Regions from separate parts of the Homo sapiens genome. Here regions 2 and 3 are each linked to region 1. A link is a loop called in an ENCODE intact Hi-C map of the cell type or tissue named here. Cell type or tissue: GM12878. All regions are shown on one strand.

Evidence for each region. A loop is a pair of places that touch in the nucleus more often than their neighbours do. Peaks named below come from ENCODE experiments on the same cell type or tissue, not always from the same donor. Only the 100,000 strongest peaks of a DNase experiment are listed, where the experiment ranks them.
Region 2: a loop joins it to region 1, with 7 times the contacts of the local background. A loop is called at or near these places in 4 of 110 quality-filtered maps.
Region 3: it touches region 1 in a loop (5-fold over the local background); 6 of 110 quality-filtered maps call a loop at or near these places.

Annotation. Positions count from the first base shown.
Region 1 is chr10:72,044,243-72,052,242 of GRCh38, forward strand. No RefSeq gene overlaps it. Among named protein-coding and RNA genes, the nearest start is that of SPOCK2, 40 kb to the right of the region's middle. In GM12878, CTCF peaks have their summits at 259 (motif pointing left) and 4,484; a DNase peak (open chromatin) is centred at 4,499.
Region 2 is chr10:71,374,265-71,382,264 of GRCh38, forward strand. It overlaps a transcript of SLC29A3 not described here. Among named protein-coding and RNA genes, the nearest start is that of CDH23, 19 kb to the right of the region's middle. RefSeq lists enhancers at 2,363-2,923, 2,979-3,128 and a silencer at 3,259-3,328. In GM12878, a CTCF peak has its summit at 3,287 (motif pointing right); a DNase peak (open chromatin) is centred at 3,233; H3K4me3 peaks cover 1,143 bases; H3K27ac peaks cover 1,142 bases.
Region 3 is chr10:71,832,401-71,840,400 of GRCh38, forward strand. PSAP (prosaposin) reads right to left here. Exons shown (of 14, transcript NM_002778.4): 2 at 1,972-2,105. Among named protein-coding and RNA genes, the nearest start is that of PSAP, 15 kb to the right of the region's middle. RefSeq lists enhancers at 3,476-4,245, 4,063-4,132, 4,243-4,342, 4,246-5,015, 5,786-6,554. In GM12878, a CTCF peak has its summit at 4,921 (motif pointing right); DNase peaks (open chromatin) are centred at 741, 4,011 and 4,481; H3K4me3 peaks cover 2,110 bases; H3K27ac peaks cover 3,430 bases.

The sequences.
Region 1 (8,000 bases):
GGGCAACAGAGCGAGACTCTGTCTCAAAAAAAAAAAAAAGAAAAGAAAAAAAGAAAGAAAAGAAAGAAAGAAAAATGATGAAAGAACCACCCCCCACAAAAAAATGAAAGGGAGACAGACAGGAAAGAAAGGAGGGCAAGAAGGAAGGAAGGAGGGAGGAAGGAAGGAAGTGCAGACAAGCCCCTGACCCATAGCACTGCACACAGCCTCTTCCCAAATGCCCTGGTGCAACCATGCCAGGACGGCCTGGAGCAGCACCTGCTGGCCACTTCCCTGGCCGCACGGTGCTGGCATCCTCCCTGCAGTCCAGCAGCCGTCCTCCACTGGCCATAAAGGCCCCTTTCTCTGGTGGCTGTTTGTGTTGGGCCCTACCCACCTCCACGGGCAGCCTCCAGACACTGCTGGCAGGCACGAGGACACAGTCCCTGCCCGCTGCTGAAGGGCCGCCTTTGTGGACACATGAACCAGCCGGCTGGTGCACCCTGGCCCTTGGAAGCCAGCTGCTTCCCCCTCCTGCTCATCCAGGAGGTAAACAGGACCGACAGCCAGCCTCTGCCACGTTCCCAGCCCCCTCCCCACCCAGCTCTGCGAGGTCCTGAATCCAGGAATGAACACACAGCCCCTGTTCTTCCTCAACCCACAACATAAGTCACTGCTTCTCTGGCCAGGCAGCATGTATCACAGGCACCACTGACGCGTGCTGCCTGGAAACAGGGCCCAGTCCTGCTTCCGCAGGCCTCCTGGAGCTGTGGGTGAGGCAGGACCGGGATCCGCCTGGGGCCACAGCTAGGGACAGTTCCAAGGTGTATTTCTCATTTTTAAAACACTGCATGTATTTAAACATGCCCTGCCTTGTTCCAGAGAAGATCTAAAGCAGCTACAAGGACACATCAGATGCAACCAGTGTAAATGAAGACTCGGATGAAATGCTCAGAATGACTTTTTTTTTTTTTTTTAAGAGACAGGGTTTCACTCTGTTGCTCAGGCTGGAGTGCCGTGGTGGGATCCTAGCTCACTGCAGCCTCAAACTCCTGGGCTCAAGCAGTCTCCCTGCCTCAGCCTCCTTAGTAGAGACTATAGGTGCACGCCACCACACCAGGTCGAGATTTTGAGTATAGTTTAAAACAGAGGAACATCAGAAGCCATGTAAATGTTCAATGATAGGGAATTGATTAAATAAATTACAATATAGCCACACAATTCAATTCATAATATTTATTATGCAGTGATTAATACTGAAGTTATAGGTATAGAACCTAATTAATTTACTACTTATGTATTTATAGAACCTAATGGCAAGTTTGTATGTATAGGCCTAAGAGGATTTTTCCTCAAAGGGAGCTAGAAGTCTCATGACCTTCTTGAAATGACTATGGCCTCCAAGAAGTCAAGAGTCACAGTATAAACTCTATGTATTGTAAAATCCCACTTTTACGTATGTGTGTAGTCTGGGAGGCTGTACCACAAACTTCAAAGTGTCCTTATCTCTGAGTATTAGAATTGTGTATTTTTTCATCATTCTTCTACCAGCGTGATCTATGCCCTTATCATGGTAAGCCACAACTGTGGCCATACATCTTCAAGCAACCAAAGCAAAACCAAAAATGTGGTCAGTTACTATTTCCCAGTGTTCATAGGAGAAAATAAGTGACTGCTTTTGGCATTAAAGAGGGTAGAGAGTTCTCTGGAGAGGCAGGGCAACTGGGAAGGAGGCTGGCTCATAGAGTGTGAGGACAGGGTGCAGGGAAGCCTCGATGAGGGGCTGAGGCATCTGCAAATATCAGACAATCCATCTGTCCAGGGGAACACCTGGCAGCCTCCCTCGGCTGGCCCCATTCAGGAAAGGGGCTGACTCATTTCTTCAAAATAGGATAGAGTGAGATGGGGTCAGACACTCGCTGTTCGCTTCTTCATAAGAAGGACAGGTAGCAACATCGCAAAGAGTCAGCCAAGAGTTGTCGACTGTCTGGCACAAGTAGAAGAATATTTGGAGGTTACTGAAATCAGAATATACAGAAAGCTGTTCACTCCACCCAAGCCTAGGAGGGCTTTTCCACCAACCTCAGAGGAAAATCTACAGAACATATTCAAAAGTGTTCCAAATATCTATTGCTGAGTCACAAATCACCCCAGAACTTAGTGAACTAAAGTTCACAACAGCAATCCTTTTATTATCTCTCATAGTTTCTGAGGTCCAGGAAATCAGGATGGGCTCAGTTGGGTGGTTCTGGCTCAGGAAGGATCTCATAAAGTTGTAGTCAGATGGAGGCTGGTGTTGGAATGGCTCAAGACTGGAACAGCTAGGGATGGCCGAGTGTCTCTCTTCATATAGTCTCAGGGCCTCTCCATGTGGTCTCTTCATGTGTGACAGCTTGTGCTTCCTAACAGCATGGCAGCTTCAGGATGGCTAGTCTACTTATATGGCAGCTCGGGCCTCCAAGCCCAAGTATTCTAACTGACCAAGCAGAAGCTGCATCACATACTATAGGCTAGGATTGGAAGTCATCCGTGTTACTTCCATTGCTTTCTATTGGCTATGAGCAAGCAACAGGCCCAACAGATTCAAAGATGCAGGACACAGACCTCTCCATGGAAGGAGTGTCAAGGTCACTCAACATCATGTAGATTGAGGGATGTTGCAACCATCTTTGGAAAATATAATCTTCCACACAGAGCCATCACCAATATCCAGAGCAGGTAAGAACAAACTGAGGCAAATGCAAGTCCCGAAACCTTTGGCCTTTGAACATTTGACATTGACACCCTAAGACTACCTTTTATCTACACCAAATTCAGCCATCATAGGCCTCAGTTAACCCACAAACACTTTGAGCTGTGATAGGCCCAAGTGTCGGCCAAGAAATGAGCTTTGGCAGTGGCCATCTTTGTCTGTCAGCAAGGCTGAGTTTGGGCAATTATTTAAATACACTGTTGAGGCTGGGCGCAGTGACTCATGCCTGTAATCCCATCACTTTGGGATGCCAAGGCGGGTGGATCACCTGAGGTCAGGAGTTCGAGGCGAGCCTGGTCAACATGGTGAAACTCCGTCTCTACTAAAAATACAAAACTTACCCAGGCGTGGTGGCACACACCTGTAATCCCAGCTACTCGGGAGGCTGAGGCAGAGGATCATTTGAACATGGGAGGTGGAGGTTGCAGTGAGCCGAGATCACATCACTGCACTCCAGCCTGGGTGACAGAGTGAGACTCCATCTCAAAAAATAAATAAACAAAAATAATAAAATAAAATAAAATACACCACTGAGTTTTACCCATACTATCTGATTTTTGAAAAATGAGTAGAGGCCGAGCACTGTGACTCACACGTGTTATCCCAGCACTTTAGGAGGCTGAGGCAGGAGGATCACTTGAGCCCACAAGTTCAAGATCAACCTGGGCAACATAGTGAGACCTCCATCTCCATTAAAAAATTTCTTAAAAGGTGGAAAACAGAAAAGTGGACCTACAGATGGAAATTATGGAAAAGGTGTTTGCTCCCACCCCTAAGACAGCTGAGGCTGAGACGAGTTAAGAGGGGCTCTCATCCGCCCATGTTGGATGAGAGTTAGCTGTGAGTTAGTTCTCTGGTGGAAAACAAAGAACAACAGCAACAATAAAAGAACAAATAAAACAATGTGTCTATCTAAAGTATTTTGGGATACAGTTATACAATGCCTGGGATTTGCTTTAAAATATTCCAGCAAAGAAACAAAAAGTACATAGAGGGACCAAGATTTGTCATGAGTTGCTAATTGTTGAAGCTAGGGGTGGGTACATGAGGGGTGTTTGTTTGTTTGTTTATCTGTTTGTTTTCTGAGACGAAGTCTTGCTCTGTCACCCAGGCTAGAGTGCAGTGGTGCAATCTCAGCTCACTGCAACCTCCACCTCCCAGGTTCAAGCGACTCTCCTGCCTCAGCCTCCCGAGTAGCTGGGATTACAGGCGCATGCCACCATGCCCGGCTAATTTTTGAATTTTTAGCAGAGATGGGGTTTCACCATGTTAGCCATGGCTGATCTCAAACTCCTGACCTCAAGTGATCTGCCCACCTCGGCCCTCAAAGTGCCGGGATTACAAGCGTCAGCCACCGCACCCAGCCATGTGTCAATTTTCTTAAGTTAATTGATTGATTCATAATCAAGAAAAGTCTTCAAATGGTTATTGTTGGCTGTTCCTTTCTTTTCCCTGTAGTATTCTTTTGCTGTTTTTGAACTTGTTTTGTCTGCCAAGGGAGCAGGTATCTTTAGTGGACAAGGGGTACCAGTCATAAAAGATTAAGAGACAATTATGGAAGAGTAAATGTTAAATAGAATGAATTTTGGTCATTAGCCTAATCCCAGACCTCCCCCGATCCCATCCACTCCCTGACTTGAAAAACCTCCGTTGGATTTCCCTGGCCACCTCCTGGGCCTGGTTGCCAGAGGCGTTTTCTGACGCAATGCCTAGCACGCCCTCTGGTGGCTACTGGCAGAAGTGCATAGGTCCGTGCTGTCTTTCTGAGCTCACAGAAGCCAAGTTTTAGAGCTTCCACTAGAGGTCACAAACTGGTTGCTCTACAGGCTGAATGCGACCTATAGATGTGCTATCTATAAAGCATGAATATAGGGACCAGGTTCTTAATATGTTACCAGCATTTAAAAATCTAGATATTTTACGTACAAATCCAGATTTCTGGCTTCTTTGGAAAGCCAAGTCTGACAATGACAGGCAGAGACCCGCACTCTCCAGTTACCCGTCTGGCCTCTGTGGTTTATGTTCAGTTTCTCCAGCACACAATCCCTGTAGTGGGCGGAATAATAAGTCCCAAATATTTGTGTCCGCCAGGAACCTTGGAATGTGACCTTATTTTAGAAATAAGATCTTTACAGATGTAATTAGTAAATCACCTGAAGATAAAATCATACTGGATTTGGGGTGGGCCCTAAATCCAACAATTTATGTCTCTATAGGAAGAGGGAGAATACCAGCTGGGTGCAGTGGCTCACATCTGTTATCCCAATGCTTTGGGAGGCCGAGGAAGGAGGATTGCTTGAGGCCAGGAGTTTGGGATGAGCTTGGGCAGCATAGCAAGACCCAGTCTCTACAGAAATTTTTAAAAATTAACCAGGCTTGGTGGCTCACACCTGTAGTCCTAGCTGCTCAGGAGGTTGAGGCAGGAGGGTCACTTGAGCCCAGGAATTTGAGGTTACAGTGAGCTATGATCATACCGCTGCACTCCAGCCTGGGCCACAGAATGAGACCCTGTCTCAAAAAAAAAAAAAAAAAAAAGAAGAAGAAAGAAAAAGAAGAAGAAGGAGGACAAGAAGAAGGATAAGGAGAAAGAGGAGAAGAAGAAGAATGAGGAAGACGAGGAAGATAGACAGGCACAGAGGAGAAGGCCATATGGAAATGGAGACAGCCTAGAGTGAGGCATCTGCAGGTCCAGGAATGCAAGGATGGCTGGCAAACACAGAAGCTGGGGACAGGCCTGGCACAGATCCTCCCCAAGAACTTCAAGAAGGAGCCAACCCCACTGACACCTTGAGTTTGAACTTTTGGCTGCCAGAACTGTGGAAGAATAAATTTGTGTTGTTTTAAACCACCCAGTGTATGGTCATTTCTCATGACAGCCCTAGAAAACCAACATGCAATCCCCAGGAAACCCTTGCCCTTCTACAACATCCCGCAAACAGGCCTCTGCTCTAAAGCCTCAAGGGAGGGAGAGCTCACATCTCCCAGCTGAGTGATGGACTAATCATTGGAAAGTTCTTTCTGCTAAACCGGTACACAACACAAACAACACAAAATCAGGCTAGAGTCTATAAAAAGTGGGGGGAAGTGTACCTGGAAAACACTGAAAAAAAGTGGGTTGAAACAAGATCATAAAAAGAAAGAAACCCTGCTGGTAGTGGGATCAGGGAGGGCTTCATGGAAGAGGTGGCACCTGAACTGGGCTTCAAGGATGGCTATGACAAGACAAGCAGAAACTGGTGGGAGTGCAAGGCATATTCCAGGCGATAGAGCAGTGAAAGACCCAGAGGAGGAACGTGTGGGTCATGCACAGTAACATTCATCCATCCCTTCCTTGAATATTTCTTCACCAAGCAGTGAGCAATGAGCTTAGTTGGATGAAGTTATGTGGCCAAGTGGGGTCAGTAGGTTGAAATGAAACAGCAGAGTCTAAATCTTTACAAAATCCTGGGTCCCCAAGCATGCTAAATAAAGAATTTGACATTTACACACCTCCCCAGGGGTTTTCCTTCAAGCTATTTCACTCACCTCTTGTATAGAGAGGGCTGTTGGTTTTGTGTCTTTCCAGGGTCCCTTCCCCTGGTAATAGACCCATGCCCTGGAGGCAAGCATGGGCACATGACTGGCCCAGACCTGGCCAATCACTGCATTCCATCCACCTGGCAACAGTAACGGATCCAATCAGGGTCCTTCCCTGGGATTAATATGCAGATTTCGGGTGCAACCAGCTCTCTCTGTCTGCTGGGGCAGTCTTGTTCCCTGCTACATGGAGACAGCCCATCAGGAGTCAGACAGAATGAGGCCAACAGGTGAAAAGAAACAGTAAAGCAAAGACGGTCAGCATGGAGGAGCCCTGGGGTGCTGAACTCACAGTTGCCATCCCCAAAGACCTGGTTCCTCAAATTCTTCCTTCAATTCCAAGACTTGCTGCAGGATCCCCATCTTCTGTGAGAGCCAATACATTATTTCTCTGTCTAAGCCAGTCAGAGTTAGGTAGGTGTCTGTCACTTGCAACCAAAGGCTCTTGGCTGGTACAGTCCTGTTTCTAAAACCCTGCCCCTGCTGACCAAGCAACCAGTGAAAGCAAAGGGAGACGGTGCCCATCCTGGCAGCAGCCCTCTCTCCGGTTCAGACAGGTCACTCCAGGGCACTTTCTGATGGGTGCTTAGTGCTGAAAAGGGTGACGCTGAAAAAGCACAGGGATGTGAATTGAAGTCAATTATGAATAGGGTAAGAGAAGATAACAAATCAGACTCTCTCCAAAGGACACACATGCCCACCCTCAGTCATTCCTTTGGATTACAGTTCTCTTTGAAATATAAGCTGGGACAAAAGTTCAAGAGGCAGAAAGTAGGCCAATTTGCCAAAATACCAAAATACCTTAGATGCAGCCACCAAATTTACTGGTGCAAATTTTGTAAATCAAAATTACTAAAAACTTGTTTTTTTAACTAAATATAACATTTTCAGAAATTCATGTAAAGTGTTGACATTTTGGTTTCCAACAAGAAGCAGCTGGGATATGTTGGCTTGGAAAAAATTTACAGAAAGATTCTAAAGGGAAAAGTAAAATTGTTTAAAGTAACTGAAGAGAAATGAATCTCCAACGGTGAGAAAAAGTACTAAGAGTGCTCTTAGATGTTTTATTTTATTTTATTTTTTATTTATTTATTTTTTGTGACAGGGTCTTGCTCTGTCACCCAGGCTGTAGTGCAGTGGCACAATCTCGGCTCACTGCAACCTCCACCTCCAGGGTTCAAGCAATTATCTTGCCTCAGCCTCCCAAGTAGTAGGGACTACAGGCCCATGCCACCACTCCCAGCTAATTTTTTGTATATTTTTGGTAGAGATGGGGTTTCACCACGTTGGCCAGGCTGGTAGATGTTTTAGACATGGATGATATTCAAATGACAAGTAGAGAAGGTAGCCTAAGGGTGATGTCAGGGCTGAATTGGGTCAAGATCATTCATTCATGCATTCATTTCAATGTATGTCCTGGTTACCCACGAGGCCCAGGCCTCAAGGATACAGATGTGACAAGACATGCCAAAGAACTTGGCAGGAAGCGCTTCAGGGAGTCAAGAAGATGCAACCCAGTTCTATATCCTTATAGATATATCGTATATCTAGCCCAGGGCAGGGTAGAGGCCTGTGCAAGGCCATCAAGGAGCAGAGGCAGCCTAGTTCTCTCTGCCTGCGGAGGTCAGGGAAGTCATGACATTTGAGCTGGGTTAATTTTTTTTTTTTTTTTTGAGACGGAATCTTACTCTGT
Region 2 (8,000 bases), 670 kb before region 1:
TATATAGCCAGGATTGGTAGAGATTTAGGGGGCTCCCTTTCCTCTCTCCCTTTAACCATTTCCCACCCCCTCAGGACATGCGTGACAGATGATAGGCAGGGGCCAAGGGTCCTCTCTGGTCAATGGCTGGCCACCTTTTTACCTCTTAAGAGGTTTCAAGATAATGATATCTGTGTAACTTCATGGTAAGAAGATAGAGCTCCATTCTGCTCCCGCCATGGTAACCCGAAGGTAAGCCAAGAGGCTCCATGTTGGGGTGTGTGTGTGTGTGTTGTGGGAAGCAGGCCTGAGAAGCCTAGATTTTTGGGCAGAGAACTACAAGAAGAGTAATGTTGCCTGCCCCTGTCCCCATCTCCATCCTGGAAGGGTGCAGGTCCTCAGCTGGCAGCGGGAGAAAGGCAGCTGGTGAAAGGCAGCAGCCAGCGACTTCACCACTTTGAGTTGGGCCCCTTCTGGTGTAGAACCTGGATCCCCTAACCTCCTTGGCTTGCCGCTAGCGTGTCATTATCCACGTTTTGCTCCATGTAAAACCCTCTTCCAACATCCCCTTCCTATTCAGACACTGTTTGACAGTGCAGAGACTGGTCCAGAAATGGGGTCGCTTGCCTCTGTGAGTCAAGCCTCTCCTGCTCCAGAAAGTAAGATGAGAATAGCTGCTCCCCGCTTGCTTCTTGGGGTCCTGGGAGGATGCAGCAGTAGTAGAACAGCTTTTGGTACATATCAAATCCTGCTGAACAGCTCATCTCACCTATGCCTGAGATGGCGATAATGCAGAGGAGGAATAGCGCAGGTGGGAGTACAGAAGTAGCAGGCTTGTGAGAGAGCTTTGTGAACTGCAAAAACCCTATCAGATATTAGCTCTTGTTATTATCCTGCTCTTAGATCCATTTGCACCCCATCCCACCTGCCCCACCGACCCTAAGAGAATCAGAGCAAATGCTTGTTATTAGACATGAGCACTGAAGGCTCCAAGGACTACTGCGGCCACCGTTTCTCCACATGTGGAAAGAGTGAAGTGCTGGTACTGTGCTGTGTGACTTTAGGTGCTACCAAGCAGAGTATTAAACACAGAACTGCAGCACGTCCAAGTTCTCCCCTTTTCAGTACGTTCAATCCTGATTACCCACAGGAGAAACTTGCAGTTTAGTGCTTGCATTCTTCAACACCTCACTAAAACTCAACAGTTTCCCTTTTTAACAAAGAGATCAAGGTTTTGCCCACTAGAATTGAAAACAATATTTTAATTTTCATCTCTTTATGTGGTTTCTTACTTTCTATTTACGCCAGGTGATAGTGGTTTTCCATTAAAGTAATGACATACAGATTTTAAAAGTAAATATAAGTAAATCAACTAAAAAAATCAATTTAAGAAGCACTTTAAAAAAAATGCAGGTGGTACTCGGACGTGACTAATATTATTCATTTCATAGGCAAGGAAATGGAGAATCAGGCAGGAATCCCCAAACCCCAGAGTGGTATAAGCTGACATTTAGGAAGAACACAGACGGCTGTCTCCCCTGAAAGCCAAACAGATACTCATGGGCCAGGTAAGTTCTCCCTTTCACATTTAGGACCCCCATTAACAAGAGTCTGCCTTTTGTGGTTGGTGTTTTCACCATTTTCATTTTAGCCAAGAAAAATAAGAACTTCTGGGGCCACTGATTGATCCCTTTAAATTGAGGGCAGAAAGCTGGCCATTTTTCAGAAGCGAAGAGCGTCAGCAGTGGTGTTAGGTATAACTAGAAGAGGGGGAAGAAGGGGCAAAAATAGAGGTGGGGCAAAGTGTAAACAGGAAATAGAAGACACAAAGCCAAACCAGCTTGAACATTTTTAAGGACTTGAAACTCCAGGGAGTGGTGGAAACAAACTCCAGATTGTTCCTGTCCTAAGTAAACACGGCAATGTGTCTCTTACAAAGCTCTGACCACAGCCACTCTTTGATACTGATAGAACTATTGCTTATTGAAACTACTATGATGATTTGCCCACTAACCTCCACTGGGCCCTCAGTAGCTGCCAGGCACCTGGCTAAGACTGAACATCCTCTTGTCAATCCTCACAGGAAGACTTGAAGTGAAAATTGCAGGCTCTGGACTTGACTAGCCTGGGTTGGAAATCTGGCCCTGTAGAGCTGTGTCAGAGCAAATCAAATTCTTCCCTGAGCCTATTTCCTCATTCATTATACCCATTCTACTAAATGCATGTAATAACTATTATACCTCTTAGATTTCAACATTAGACCATTTATCAGGGGTAGGAAGTAAGCAACCAATAACAATGTCACTTATTATTCACTGTTGGTATTATCAGTACCAGAAGGGCAAAGAAGCTTCTGAAGTTTGTCAACCTTAAATAATAAGATATAGAAAATATGACTAGCTATAGAGTTTATTCAAGCCCAAAGCTTGAGGATGGCCACCCAGGAGCATAGATTCAAGTTTCCCTGAATGTATATGCTGAGTAGCAGCAATTAGAAGTGGGTTTTTGTTTCTGTGTTTTTTTGTTTTGTTTTGTTTTGAGATGGAGTCTCCCTTCGTTGCCCAGACTGGAATGCAGTGGTGTGATCTCAGCTTATTGCAAACTCCACCTCCTGGATTCAGGAGATTCTCCTGCCTCTGCCTCTGCCTCAGCCTCCCGAGTAGCTGGGATTACAGGCACCTGCCACCACGCCCGGCTAATTTTTATATTTTTAGTAGAGGCGAGGTTTCACCATGTTGCCCAGGCTGGTCTCGAACTCCTGACCTCAAGACCTCACCCTCCCAAAGTGCTGGGATTACAGGCGTGAGCCACCGCGCCCGGCCCTGTCTTTTCTCAAGGTCACTTGGCCCAGTGTCACAGAGCTGAACCAAGATGGTTAGGCTGAGGGATAGGTCCCGAAGTGCTCAGATCTCCGGGCCTCAAGGCCCAGGCTGGGGTGGCACGGCAGGGGCTGATGGGGAGGTGCCCAGGCCGCCGGCGGATGCTCCCGGAAGATGCTCTAAGCTGCCGCTCCAGGTATCCCCTGGGCTGAGGCTACCTGGAGACGCCCACGGCAGTGACACACCAAGCGGGGTATGGCGAATCGTCAGGTCCGCAAAACCACCCAGTTCAGCAACTCATGGCTATGCCGAGCCCGCCGCGCTCAGCTCGGCCAGAAACAGCTCCTAGAGCCAGGGACTGGACCGCCCCCGCTGGCCTCTGGCAGGCAAACAGCCACCGGCCACGAAATAGATGGCCGCGAGGGCTTCCGGGAGCCGCGGGGCAGGCCGGGAGCCGGGCCGCACAGCCAATGCCCGCGCGGGGGCCGTCGGTAGTTACCCGGCAACGAGGTGGACGCCCAGTAGAGGGAGCGGAGCCAGTAGGGCTGGAAGAACTGGCAAGAAAGCCCTAGAGAGAGGCGACCTGCCAATTTTGGAAGCGGCTTTTTGTTTTGTCCCCAGATCACTCATTCCTACCTGGTCTTGGAGGAAGATCGTCAAGGCAAATGATAAGAAACAGAAATAAACCAGGGGAACAAATAATGATAAAAAAGATACTCATATTTGTTGAGCACTTACTGTCGGCCTGGCTCTTTGCAAGGATTACTTAATTTGATCATCTGATTTTGCTGTCCCAAGTTGTAAATGAGAAAATAGGAGTTTAGACAGATTAAGCATCTTGGCCAAACTACCTCAAACTAGGGAGTGTCAGAGCTGGAATTTGAACTTGGGTGGGCATGAACTCAGGTGGCTTGAGTTCTTAATGAGTCAAACCGTGGACACTCATTTCAGTTCAGCAAACCTAAATCTGTGTTCCTACTAGGCCATGCAGGGCCAATCCAGGTTTTATGGGGTCTGAAGCTTAGACAATGTTGGGGGGGGGGGTCCTCTTTTGGAAAAAAGAATAAAAAATTACAAATATAAAGTTAGGTACAAAAATGAACTTAGAATGTAAAAAGAAATCATAACAAAATATTTTTGCTAATTTTACAAAAATATACGACCATATGAATGCATAGCTAGGGACTCAACGAAGCCGTCTTTGACCCTTAGCTTCCCTTGAAATCCTTCAGTCAGATGTCAAACTACCTTGCAAGCTTCTCTGCGGTTCTCCTCCCACCCTGTCTCCCAGCCAAAGGACCTGAGACCCTAGCAACAGGCTTAATAGGGCTTTTCTGGCCATAGGAGCGATTTTAGCCTGAGTCAACTTGAGTGCCAGAGGGTGAATGCCCTCAGAAGCAGCTCCCAAATACTGATGAACAGGGAGTTGGTGGATAAATTCCCTAGCTTCCTCATCCCTCAAGTGAGATCATGCTGAGACACTTTGTGGTTCTTAGGGTGTAGTCCCAAACCAGCAGCAAACTGTACCACTTGAGAACTAGTTAGAAATGCAAATTCTTAGCCTACTACTACCCTGTACCTACTGAATCTAAAATTGTAGGGGCTGGGGCCCAGTCATTGGTGTTTTAACAAGCCCTCCTAGTGAGTCTGTGCTGAAGTTTGAGAACGACTGTTCTGCTAGGCTGTTCCCCAGAGCTCCCTTATGGGCTTGAGCTCCCGTTGTCTACAATGGTAACCTGCTTGATAACACATCTTTTTTTGGTCTCCTTCCCTTTCTTGTCTCACTTCCTCATTCTTCAGCTGGAGCTTCCTGAATTCACTTCTAATAAACGACTTGCACTTTAATCCTTGTCTGGGATCAGCTTCTAGAGAAACACCACCTTAGATGAGAACAACTAGGGGAGGTGTCATTGCCCAGTGAGGAGGAGGACGATGGCTGGCTTCAGGGAGGACCAAATGCTCTGCCAAATGCTTTGCTCTCATTGTCTGCTTCACCCTCACAATGCCTCAGTTGAGAGGGAGATGTTGCCCCCCAACGGGGAAACTAGGGTTTGGAGGATTTAAGTGGCTTGCCCAAGAATTTGAATCCAGGTCTGAGTCCAAAAGGTGAGCTCCTTACCAGTGAGGGCAGAGGGCCAGCCCATGTTTTGCTCTCTTGTCATTCCTCCTCTTCTCAGAGCAGGCAAGCGTTAAATGAAAATTGTAGGAGGCCATTGTTTTGGACTAAGTTTCTGAATTAGGCCCCAGCAGACCAGGCTAAAAATCCAAAGGGAGTCACCCATGCTAAAGTTCCATGGCACTAAACCCAAACTAAGTAGTTACCTGAAAAGAGGTAACAGCCAATGTCCCAAACAGGCCAGTTCAAATCTCAATGGTCACAAGAGTGAATCCCCTCTGCTTTATTCCTTATATGAAAGAAGTAGCGTTGAGTAACCTGATGCTAATGAATCAGTTGTTTTTCTATCATTCTGTCTCCCTGTCCCCACCTCGTGAGGGAAGTGGCTCTGAAGCAACTAATAGGCTCTTTGTTCTTCTCTTCTGTTTCCTTCAGCCCTCTCTGTCTATAAAACCAACTCCCTCTGCTCAGCTTATCAGAACACTTATTCTATTTTATGGAATGAAGTGTTGCCAGATTCTATAATTGCAATAAAGCCATTTGAGATCTTTAAGCTAAATTTCTTATCATTTTGTCTTTTGATACAGGGATCCAGTTTTGTTGTGAGGAGTGCTATAGGCTGGACACTTTGGAAAAATCCCGAGTGCACTTTGTGGACACTGCTGGCCTGAAATAGTGGGGCACACTGGCCTGAGAGCTCCCTGGCTCCCAGTGCCTAAGGTCCTTTACCCCATACTCCCTCAAGGTCCATCCCTATACCCTCCAGCCCACAGCATGTGACCAAGCATGTGCCCCTTAACCTGGAGCTGGAACCCTTCCTTTCACAGATACCTGGAAATTGAGCCAGATCTGCATCCGAGGGACACTAGAAGGGATGGGGAGGAGCGCTTACCCCTGAACTCTGTTTTGTCTCATGTTTGGAGGCCCAAGGTCATTTGGTTCTTCAGATTTCCAGCAAACTATAGCTCTCACTCCCTTCCCGCATGCCCTCACCCCACGGCTTTTACACTTAAGAGGAATGGCCCTGCCTTCTCTGGGCCCACAGCTCCTGTGGCTTGAGGTTCCAGCCGTCTTGTTAACAATTTTTCTCCCTGCGATGTAGGAATGATGGCTGTGTTAACAGGTCGGGGGGCGGTTGGGGAGACACTAACAAGATGATAAACCTTGGTATTTGGCTCTGCTGCTGACTTTGAGCGAGTCCTTTTTTACCTCTCAGAGCCTTATTTTTCTCATCTGTAAAGTGGGGAGTCCTGCTCCCCTCCCCTGAGGTTGTTCTAATGAGGCCGTGCTCATAGTAGGTAAATAATGTACACACACAACATGGGCATGCACAGCGATGGGTGCAGGTTGCAATTGGGACTTCCCTCTGTTCCCTCCATCACAATTGATGAGGGACTTTGGGGCTGATCTTGACTTCTCCAGGATCCTGGTCTCCCAGTAGGTTGCTAGTGATGCTCAAAAGGTAGGGGTCTCTCCCCAGGACACTGCCAGCCTGCCCTTCTGGGAGGAAGGAGACAGAAAGGGTTACTTTGGCAATCACGAGGCTTAAGGATGCCCCAATGCTTCACCCTGTCCCAAACCGACCCCCTACTCCCACCCCCAAGTCTAAAGTGGGTCCCTCTACAATAATCTCTCATCACGCCATTCATTCTTCCTTTGTGGCACTTATTATAAGTGCTAATTATTTATCAATATTTGTTTTTTTAAACAAAACTTTATTATGAAAAGTTTCCAACATTTACCAGAAAAACCCAAAACAGAACAGTATCACAGACTCCATATACCTATCACCCAGCTTCAACAATGATCAACTCGAGGTCAATCTTGTTTTATCTCTACCCCTACTCACTCCTGCCTCCTAGTATTAATTTGAGGCAACACATTTGTAAATGTTTTGGTAGGTATTGCTAAAAATAAGGGCTCTTGTATAAAACATAACCACAAATACATGTCATTATACATTTATCCAAACCCACAGAATGTACAACACCAAGAGTGAACCCTAATGTGAGCTATGGACTTGGGGTGATGATGGTGTGTCAGTGCAGGCTCACTACTGTATCAAATGCTCTGCTCTGCTGGGGGATGTTGATACTGTGGCAGGCTGTGCACAACGTGGGGGCAGTCTCTGTACCATCTTCTCAATTTTCCTGTGAACTTAAAACTACTCTAAAAAAGTTAAGTCTTAAAAAATAAAATCAAAAGAGCAAAGCTCCTGTTATTAAATCTAAAAAATGAACAATAATTCTTTGGTATGTGATTATTGTTAAATGTGTATCTCCCTCCACTGGGTTGGGAGCCTCATGAGAGCTTGCGTGAGGCCTACTAGGTCCTTGGTGAGTAATTGTTGGATGGATGGATGGATGGGTGGATGAATGGATGGAAGGATGGATGGATGGAGAAAAGGCAAAGGGAGCTGGGAGCCCACTTTGCTTTCCATGGATGCTGTCTGATCCCTTCAACACTGGGGTGTGATCACTGCCTTGCAGGTCCACAGACTGTCTCATCCTCTTGGATGTGAGCACCACCATGGAGCTGAAAACCTTTCTCAGTTTTTTTCGCTCCTAACCTGCCTTCCACAGAATCAGGCAAGTAGTCGCTAATCCTCTCCTGTTGGCTGCAGCCTGCTCCCACTGTGCAGCTAATTCCACCTTCCAACTTAATCATCATGCTTAGCACTTTCAATAAGGGCTTTTCATCTTCAGAGCACTGCTCAGCCATTAGCTGATTACTGTAATCTGTCCAACTCCCAAGACGTCAACCAGCATGGCAATGAGAGGCTTCCCTTATTCTCTTGGAGACTCAGTTTCCTCATCTGTAAAACTGGGTTAATATACCTAACTGGCATGGTCGGTGTAGGGTTTCAGTAAAATAAAGTCCAGAAAGTGTCTGGCACTGTCCTTTGACACCTAACAAGCCCTCAGTAATTGTTTATTATCTGTTTCCTGTATGGTGCAGAGGTTAACTCTCATTGGAGAGCCCAGAAAAATCTGGATTTGAATCCAGCTTCCTCCGCTTAAAGTTACATTTCCTGAGCCTCAGTTTTCTGATCTCTAAAATGGGGGTGATGGCACTGCCTCAGTTGG
Region 3 (8,000 bases), 210 kb before region 1:
GCACCAAGGCCCCCACCTGGACCAGAGGCCATGGAAATTCTAATTGGTTCCTGCGGCCCTTGGGGAAGAATGCCCAGGCTCCCTTCTTGATGTCAACTGACTTTCCATCCATGGAGAAGAAACATGTCTGGGTGAGACTGAGGAACACCTATGAACTTAGCTGCATTTAGAGAAACCAACTTGAACCTAGTCAGGCTAATACAGTCATCCTTTGGTATCTGAGGGGGTATCAATTCCAGGACCCCCATGGACACCCAAACCCCAGGATGCTCAAGTTCCACAGACAGCCCTCAACATTTGTGGAAACAGAGGGTCAAGGGTACTGTGCATGGAACCATATCAAGAGAGGGCCGGGCCGGGCGTGGTGGCTCACTTGGGAGGCCGAGGCGGGCAGATCACGAGGTCAGGAGTTCGAGACCAGCCTGACCAGCATGTTGAAAACCCCATCTCTACTAAAAATACAAAAATTAGCCGGGCATGGTGGCGTACACCTATAATCCCAGCTACTTGGCAGGCTGAGGCAGAAGAATTGCTTGAACCCGGGAGGCGGAGGTTGCAGTGAGCCAAGATCGTGCCACTGCACTCCAGCCTAGGCAACAGAGTGAGAGTCCATCTCAAAAAAAAAAAAAAACAAAAAACAAAAACAGAAGGCCGGGCCATGACAAGACCAGCCAATCAAGTTTTAAAGTCCTTACGGGACACACATTAAACCTGGAAACAGGAAGTAGTATTAAAAACAAGATTGAAGGCAAATTAGAAACCAAATCTGAAAGTAGTTTCAGGCCAGTCGTGGTAGCCCACGCCTGTAATCACAGCACTATGGGAGGCAGGAGGATGACCTTAGCCCAGGAGTTCAAGACCAGCCTGGGCAACATGGTAAAAACACTATCTCTACAAAAAATACAAAAATTAGCCAGGCATACTGGTCCACATCTGTGGTTCCAGTACTCAGGAGGCTGAGGTGGGAGGATTGCTTGAGCCTAGGAGGTTGAGGCTGCAGTGAGCCATGATTGTGCCACTGCACTCCAGCCTAGGTGACAGAGCCAGACCCTGCCTCCAAAAAAAAGGGCAAGTATGGCCACAGAAGGCAGTTTTCCAGTGAATAATTCACAAACTGTTTCTAAAAGAATGGTGCTAAGCTTTCTTCTCTTACTGAAGGAGCAGTAGTGGCCACTGACAAGTTTTTTAGAACCCAAAGTCCACTCAGTCAAACACAGCCCGTACCACATGATGGCCGGCACAGCCCCAAGTGAGCCCAGGGCAGCAGCTCTGTGTTGAGCTGGCATGGTCAGCAGAGCATCTCCTGAGAGGGCTTGGGACCGTGAGGAACACACCCATGGCTTGTCGCCTTAGACCATGCCCCACATTAATACGCTACATTTAGCATTATTTAGATGAAAAATCAGTGCTAGCTTCCTCAGTGTGGTTACAGCTGGAAACCAATTTTAAATGGCAACTGCACTCCAGGATCTCAATCAGCAGTTTGCCTGTTTGAGAGGAGTGAGGAGAGAACAAAATATGAAACAGGCAGAAAGTACCTGAAAAGCTCAGCATTTACTTTTTGGAGTGAGTGACCAAGGATAGAGCCGCGCCCATGTGCCCAGTGGTGGGAATGGGCACTGCCAACCCACTGGCCTCTTATCTAAGGTGAGAAGTGGGATCTGCACAGAGGCCCAGAGGCAGCATGGGGCAGGCACCTGGAGCCGCAGGCATGGGGGACCTCATCCTGTCTGCCACAAGAAACCAGGTAGCCTCAGGAGAGTGAAACCTTAACCTCTCTGAGCCTCCATCTCCTCTGCTGTAAAATGGGTACATTCACCAATAGGTCCTGCCTCCCACACAGAGTCACAGTGAGAAGTAAACAAAACAAGGCAAGAAAAAGTGCTCTGTCAATATGGCAGTGAGTTACAGCTGTTCTAAGGGGACCCAAGAGGAGTGCTGCGGCTGGGACTGGAGGGCAGCGGCACTCACCACTGTTGGCTTGTTCCAAACGGTCTGCAGGCAGTGCTTCACTGCCCCGCAGTCGGACGCCGTCTTCACATTCTGGCACCACACTGCCGAGCCCCTGGTGCATTCTTTCAGTCCAAGGACCGGGCCGGCTAGAGCTAAAATGAAAACCAACGTGAGGAGGTGGCCCATTTTGTAGCAAACCAGGTCGACCTGACTTATTTCCCCAGGGCTGAGGGCGACTGTCCTTGAGCTGGACTCTGCTACTCAGCCCCTCACCAAGCTGTATGGGACACCAGCCACACAGATACACGCCTGTCCCGGTCAAGAAGCTGGCTTGTCTGTCACAGGGCTAGAAGGGACTCATGTATCTGGTTCACGTTCATCCTCTCTAGCTACCTTTAAACAGTATCAGGGAGTATCAGAACTTTAACCTTAAAATGTTTCCATAAGTAATAAGGTATCATCATAACCTTAAAATGTTTCCATAAGTAACAAAAGAAACCATAGGAGAAAAGACTAACAAATTCAAATACAGGGAAGATTTTGACTTCTGTAAAATGGATAACAACTGTAGAATGAAGGGTTTTTTTAAAAAAGAAAAACAGGCTGGGCACGGTGGCTCACGCCTATAATCCCAGCACTTTGGGAGGCCAAGGTGGGTGGATCACGACGTCAGGAGATCAAGACCATCCTGGCTAACACAGTGAAACCCCATCTCTACTAAAAATACAAAAAAAAACAATTAGCCAGGTGTGGTGGCGGGCGCCTGTAGTTCCAGCTACTCGGGAGGCTGAGGCAGGAGAATGGCGTGAATCCGGGAGGCGGAGCTGGCAGTGAGCCTGGGTGACAGAGCGAGACTCCGTTTCAAAAAATAAATAAATAAATAAATAAATAAATAAAATAAAAATTAAAATTAAAAAAAATTCATACCCTTATAACATAAAACAATGGCCAGCTGCCGGTGGCTCATGCCTATAATCTCAGCACTTTGAGAGGCCGAGGTGGGGTCAGTTGAGTCCAGGAGTTCGAGACCAGCCTGGGCAACATGGCAAAACCTCATCTCTACAAAAAATTAGCCGGGCATGGTAGCACGCACCTGTGATCCCAGCTACTCGAGAGACTGAGGTGGGAGGATAGCTTGAGCCCAGGAGGCAGAGGTTGTAGTGAGCCGAGATCTCACCACTGCACTCCAGCGGTGAGCTACCATACCTAGCCCTAAAAATATTTTATAAACTGCCTTGAGAGTGCCTATGTTTCTTAAAACAGGTCCTTGATTTTAGAACCAAAAAAATGGGGAAAAAAATCCTCAGATTCACATCTCACTTCTAGCCCAATTATTTAGCTAGGAAACAAGAGATTACATCGGACTACACATAGAGGATGGTGGCATGAGGGTCAAACTCCAACAGGCATCTCAGTAGGGTTGAACAAACTTTTGCTGCAATAGATACTTGACCCAAGTCTGAGACAGAAAAAAAAAAAAAAAAAACAAAACACAATCACCTGAGAAACACACTTAGAACCTCAGGAATCTTGCTGTATGCTGCTTCCCTCTGTAAGCCAATTCTACATACGTGTGTAACACACATAGGAAACACGTGTTGTATAGGTCAGTACGTGTTCTTCCTCCAGGAGAGGGTAAGGAATGAACTGCTTTCTTTCATTACTACCTCCACAAGCTACTCACACAAAGACTGAGTCCCACAAAGCTCGAGTCAGATCACCTTCACCCCTTCAGACACAAGCAAATGAATTATTCATCTGCTGCCCAGATTATAGCCTTCCCTGTCCCCTGGGAGCAAAATCACAAACACGTCCAGTTCGCAACCTCAACCAAGCTGGCCACATTCCAGAGGCTGCTGGTTTGGACTCTAGTTTCCAGGGGAAAACATGTGCCAGATGCAAATCAGTACCAAGCTCCCCAGATGGCTCACAAAAGCTTAGTTAGCCCGCAGTGTAGCCAAGCATGGCTGGCGCCAGCCTCAGTTATAAATCTCAGGGGAGCGGTGGAGGGGAGGCAGAATTGAGTCATGAGGGTAAGGGCTCTGGGGACTGTGCGGTCACAGAGACAGCACAAATAGGAACCCCAGACCTGATGACTCCCACCACACCCTAGCAGGCCCTGGGCCCCTAGGACTCTGAAAAGGACCCATGATGACACCATGATACACTGCCTAGCCCTACCTCCAAATCAAGATGAACAGGAGGCTACCAAATGAGTCTCTAGGCAGAGGAAGGCAGAGTGATACACAGGGAAGCCAGAAGAGGATGGGCTCAGACCTCAGGAGACCAGAGCCAAGACAGAGGAGTCACCACCAAAAGCAGGGGCAAGTGACCAGCACCCCCGATTCTTAAAAATGCTCATCCAGTGTAATGTCCACCCAGCTACTTTCTCCAGCCCTCTCAGCAGGGAACTAGCTACAGCTGACCAAAATCTAGAGTGTTTCCGGAACACAACACACTCTCACAGGCCCATGTGAGAATACTTTGTAGGCTGCCTACTTCCTCTAGGAATGTGAAACAATAATCGTTTTCCATGATGACTTTGTTACTTGTTTTGGTCCGGCCAACCTGGACTGAAAATAATCTTGGGCAGCCCCTTGTATCTGAAACTGGCCCAGCTAATACAAACTGACTGTCACTTCCCAATCCATGACCTACTGAATGGCAGCAGGCCTCTTCCTCAGATCTGGAGGCAAAAAGATACGCATGGTGGAGAATTCGGTACGCCTATAAAGTCAAGTTCCAGCGTAAAACAGATTTCCGTGGACACAGGAAGTAACACGTAAATTCCAACTCCTAGAAAGTGCCTTCTTAGCAAGACACCCCCTTCTACCTCCAACCACAAGCCAAACATAAAGGTGCATGTTACAAAAACAGCCTGTGGTATGCAACGGATTCCATCTCCCAGGATGAACGACATGATGACATACGTTCATAGACTGCGTGTCCTCAGGGCAGGCACCACTGGGTGGTGCTGGGGAGCTCCCAGCCGCCAAGAGGTGCAAAGCCCACTCCCAGAGCAGATCTCCTAAGAGGGGATCAAACAGTGGGTCAGAACCTTTTGGGGACATGGATCCCTTTCCCAGAAACTTTATTACACACACATTTCTCCTAGCACTTGAGGAACTTCTCAGGTCCCAGCTGTGGATTAATCATAAAGCTCTACAGGCAAGGGTGGTTTTTCTCCACACAAGCAGGTAAACAACCCAGCTGAAGGCATGGCTACCAGCTCCACTGACTGCGCAGAGCCCGAGGCCCTCAGGCCAAAGAACAAATGAACAGTCACGATTTTCTTTACCCCAAAGAGCAGGAGGAACAGACATCTAAGTAATGGTGTGTGATCCCACGCATCGGTGGGAATGGGAGCGGCAAGGCAATGCTAACGGAGCCTTCCTCAAAACGAAATTGGAATTGGCACCTGCAAGATGGTGACAGAAAAGGCTGGCTACGTGGAGAGGGAGTGGGGAATTCCAGAACATTCCAAAGGAGTCCAGTTCTCTGTGGGGAAGGGAAGAAACTGTCCTGTCTTTTCAGGAGCGAAGCCAAGGGAAGTAGCGGCAGCCAGGCTGCAAAGGCAGACAGATCTCAGGTGCTTGGGGGAATGGTCTCACCTGCCCCACACACCCTAAGGTGAGGGCTCAACCCCGTGGGCGATACTGCAGGAAGCTTCAGGGATTTCTGGGAGGGACAGGACAGGCAAGCTCATGTGTGGGTCTCAACCACCCAGGCACAAGGTGGCAGAACTGAAGAGGAGGTGGGAGATACCAATGTCAGGCACCTAACTGGAAGGCGAATTCAAAAACGTCCACATGAGAAATGGAAGCAGCAAGAGCCAAGAGAGGCTAACACAGAGTCCAAGAGAACAAGATGGGCAAATGGCACTAACAGGGTTCCATGAGAAGTTGTGCAGACTCAAAGGGAAAACAGAACAGCAAGGGCCAATAGCACCAGGAGAGACACGCCCATGAGCAACGTGAGCTGCTCAGCAGAGGCCAGGGAGGGGAGGGCCTGGGGCCCCACCCAGAGAGTCCCCTGGAGGACTGGGGATGAGTGACGGGAGAAGGAATGTTTCAGAGACACGCGGTCATCTCCAAGGAGGGGGAGAATCCCGTACACCTTCCACCAGGGTGTGGAGCTGGTATGAGTGGCTCCAGACCACAGATCTCTGAACAATGGGTGCAAGGAAGCAGACCACAGCTCCAGGTAAAGAATGCATTTAACATCCACCCAGGGGCATAAAAAGAGAACGGATTAGCTGGACGTGGTGGTGCACGCCTCAGTAGTCCCAGCTACCAAGGAGGCTGAGGTGGGAGGATCGATTGAGCCCAGGAGGCGGAGGTTGCACTCCAGTGCCCCAGCACCACTGCACTCCAGCCTGGGCAATAAAGCCAGAGCCTGTCTCAGAAAAAAAAGAGAGAATGAGTGGCATCATTAGGTGATGACCTCACCAACAGTGGAAGCAAACAAGCAGAAACAAAATGCATAACTTATGAGCAATTCTATATAAGAGGGATCCTTTCAGTGGTGGGCTGAACTAAAAGAGCTCCGAGGAGCTCCAAGTCTTCACTCTAACAAGGCAGATAACATTTTCAGCATTTATAACTAATAAATAAACACTACCCAAAAACACTTTCTCGTGAGTTATTTCTCAAAACATGTGGCCAGCAAAGCCTTTAATCTCTATTCTCATCCTCCCACACCCTACCCCCAAATACCAGCTTCCTTCTCTGAGGCAGTATGCTGAACTCCAAAAAAGTTCTTAGAATGTTTGACCTCCTAAAGATTTCCAATTAAATGTGTCATAAAGACATGAACAGCACTCGGGGCAAATTGAGCACTTCACTTCTTAGTTCAAGGGCCTGGCAAGACAGCTTGGAACAACGGGCTCTTTTTTTTTTCTTTTGAGACAGAGTCTTGCTCTTGTCGCCCAGGCTGGAGTGCAGTGGCACGATCTCGGCTTACTGCAGCCTCCACTTCCCGGGTTCAAGCGATTCTCCTGCCTCAGCCTCCCAACTAGCTGAGATTATAGGCGCCTGCCACCATGCCCAGCTAATTTTTGTATTTTTAGTAGAGACAGGGTTTTGCCGTGTTGGCCAGGCTGGTTTCGAACTCCTGACCTCGTGATCCACCCGCCTCGGCCTCCCAAAGTGCTAGGATTACAAGCGTGAGCCACCATGCTTGGCCCCACAATGGGACTTTTTTAAAGACATAGATTTCAGGGCCATGTGCGGTGGCTCATGCCTGTAACCCCAGTACTTTGGGAAGCTGAGGCAGGAGAATCATTTTGAGCTCACAAATCAAGACCAGCCTGGCAACACGACAAAACCCCATTTCTACAAAAAATACAAAAATTAGCTGGGTGTGGTGGCAGGTGCCTGTAATCCCAGCTACTCAGGAGGCTGAGGCAGGAGAATCGCTTGAACTCAGGAGGCAGAGGTTGTAGTAAGCCGAGATCACGCCACTGCACTCCTGCCTGGGCGACAGAGCGAGACTCCATCAAAAATAAGAAAAACAAATAAGCCATTATTATTCTATGTATTTGTTGTTTACAGTCAAACCTAAGCCCAACTAATATACATACTTAATCAACGACCTCGCTTACAGAAAGGTCTCCCAACAAGTGTTTCCTGGCTTACCCCAGTGAGGATACCGAAAAGCCCAGTACACAACATAATCACCAAAGATTTTCTGAAGCAATCTTAAAATGACAGGACAACATTTCCTAGAATGTGATAAAACAATCAGTCTCATTATTTTAGCCATACAACATATGCTTTTCCTTTTAAATATTTTAGTAACATGCTAAGTACAATTTGAATCTAGCTACCAGAAAAAAAAAAAAGAGGTAACAGAAAATGCATGCAGCCTCCCAGTGCTGACAATCAGAGCCTACATTCCACAGGGCAGCAGATCTGCTGCCTGGGTAAGGCGGCACCATGGCAACAGGCAGGTTGCTAGGAAACCAAGAGAGGATAACCCCTGGAGGAGCGGCTTCTACCGCAGGGCATTTCTCAGAGGAATTCATGCACTTCCATCCCCTAAGAGCA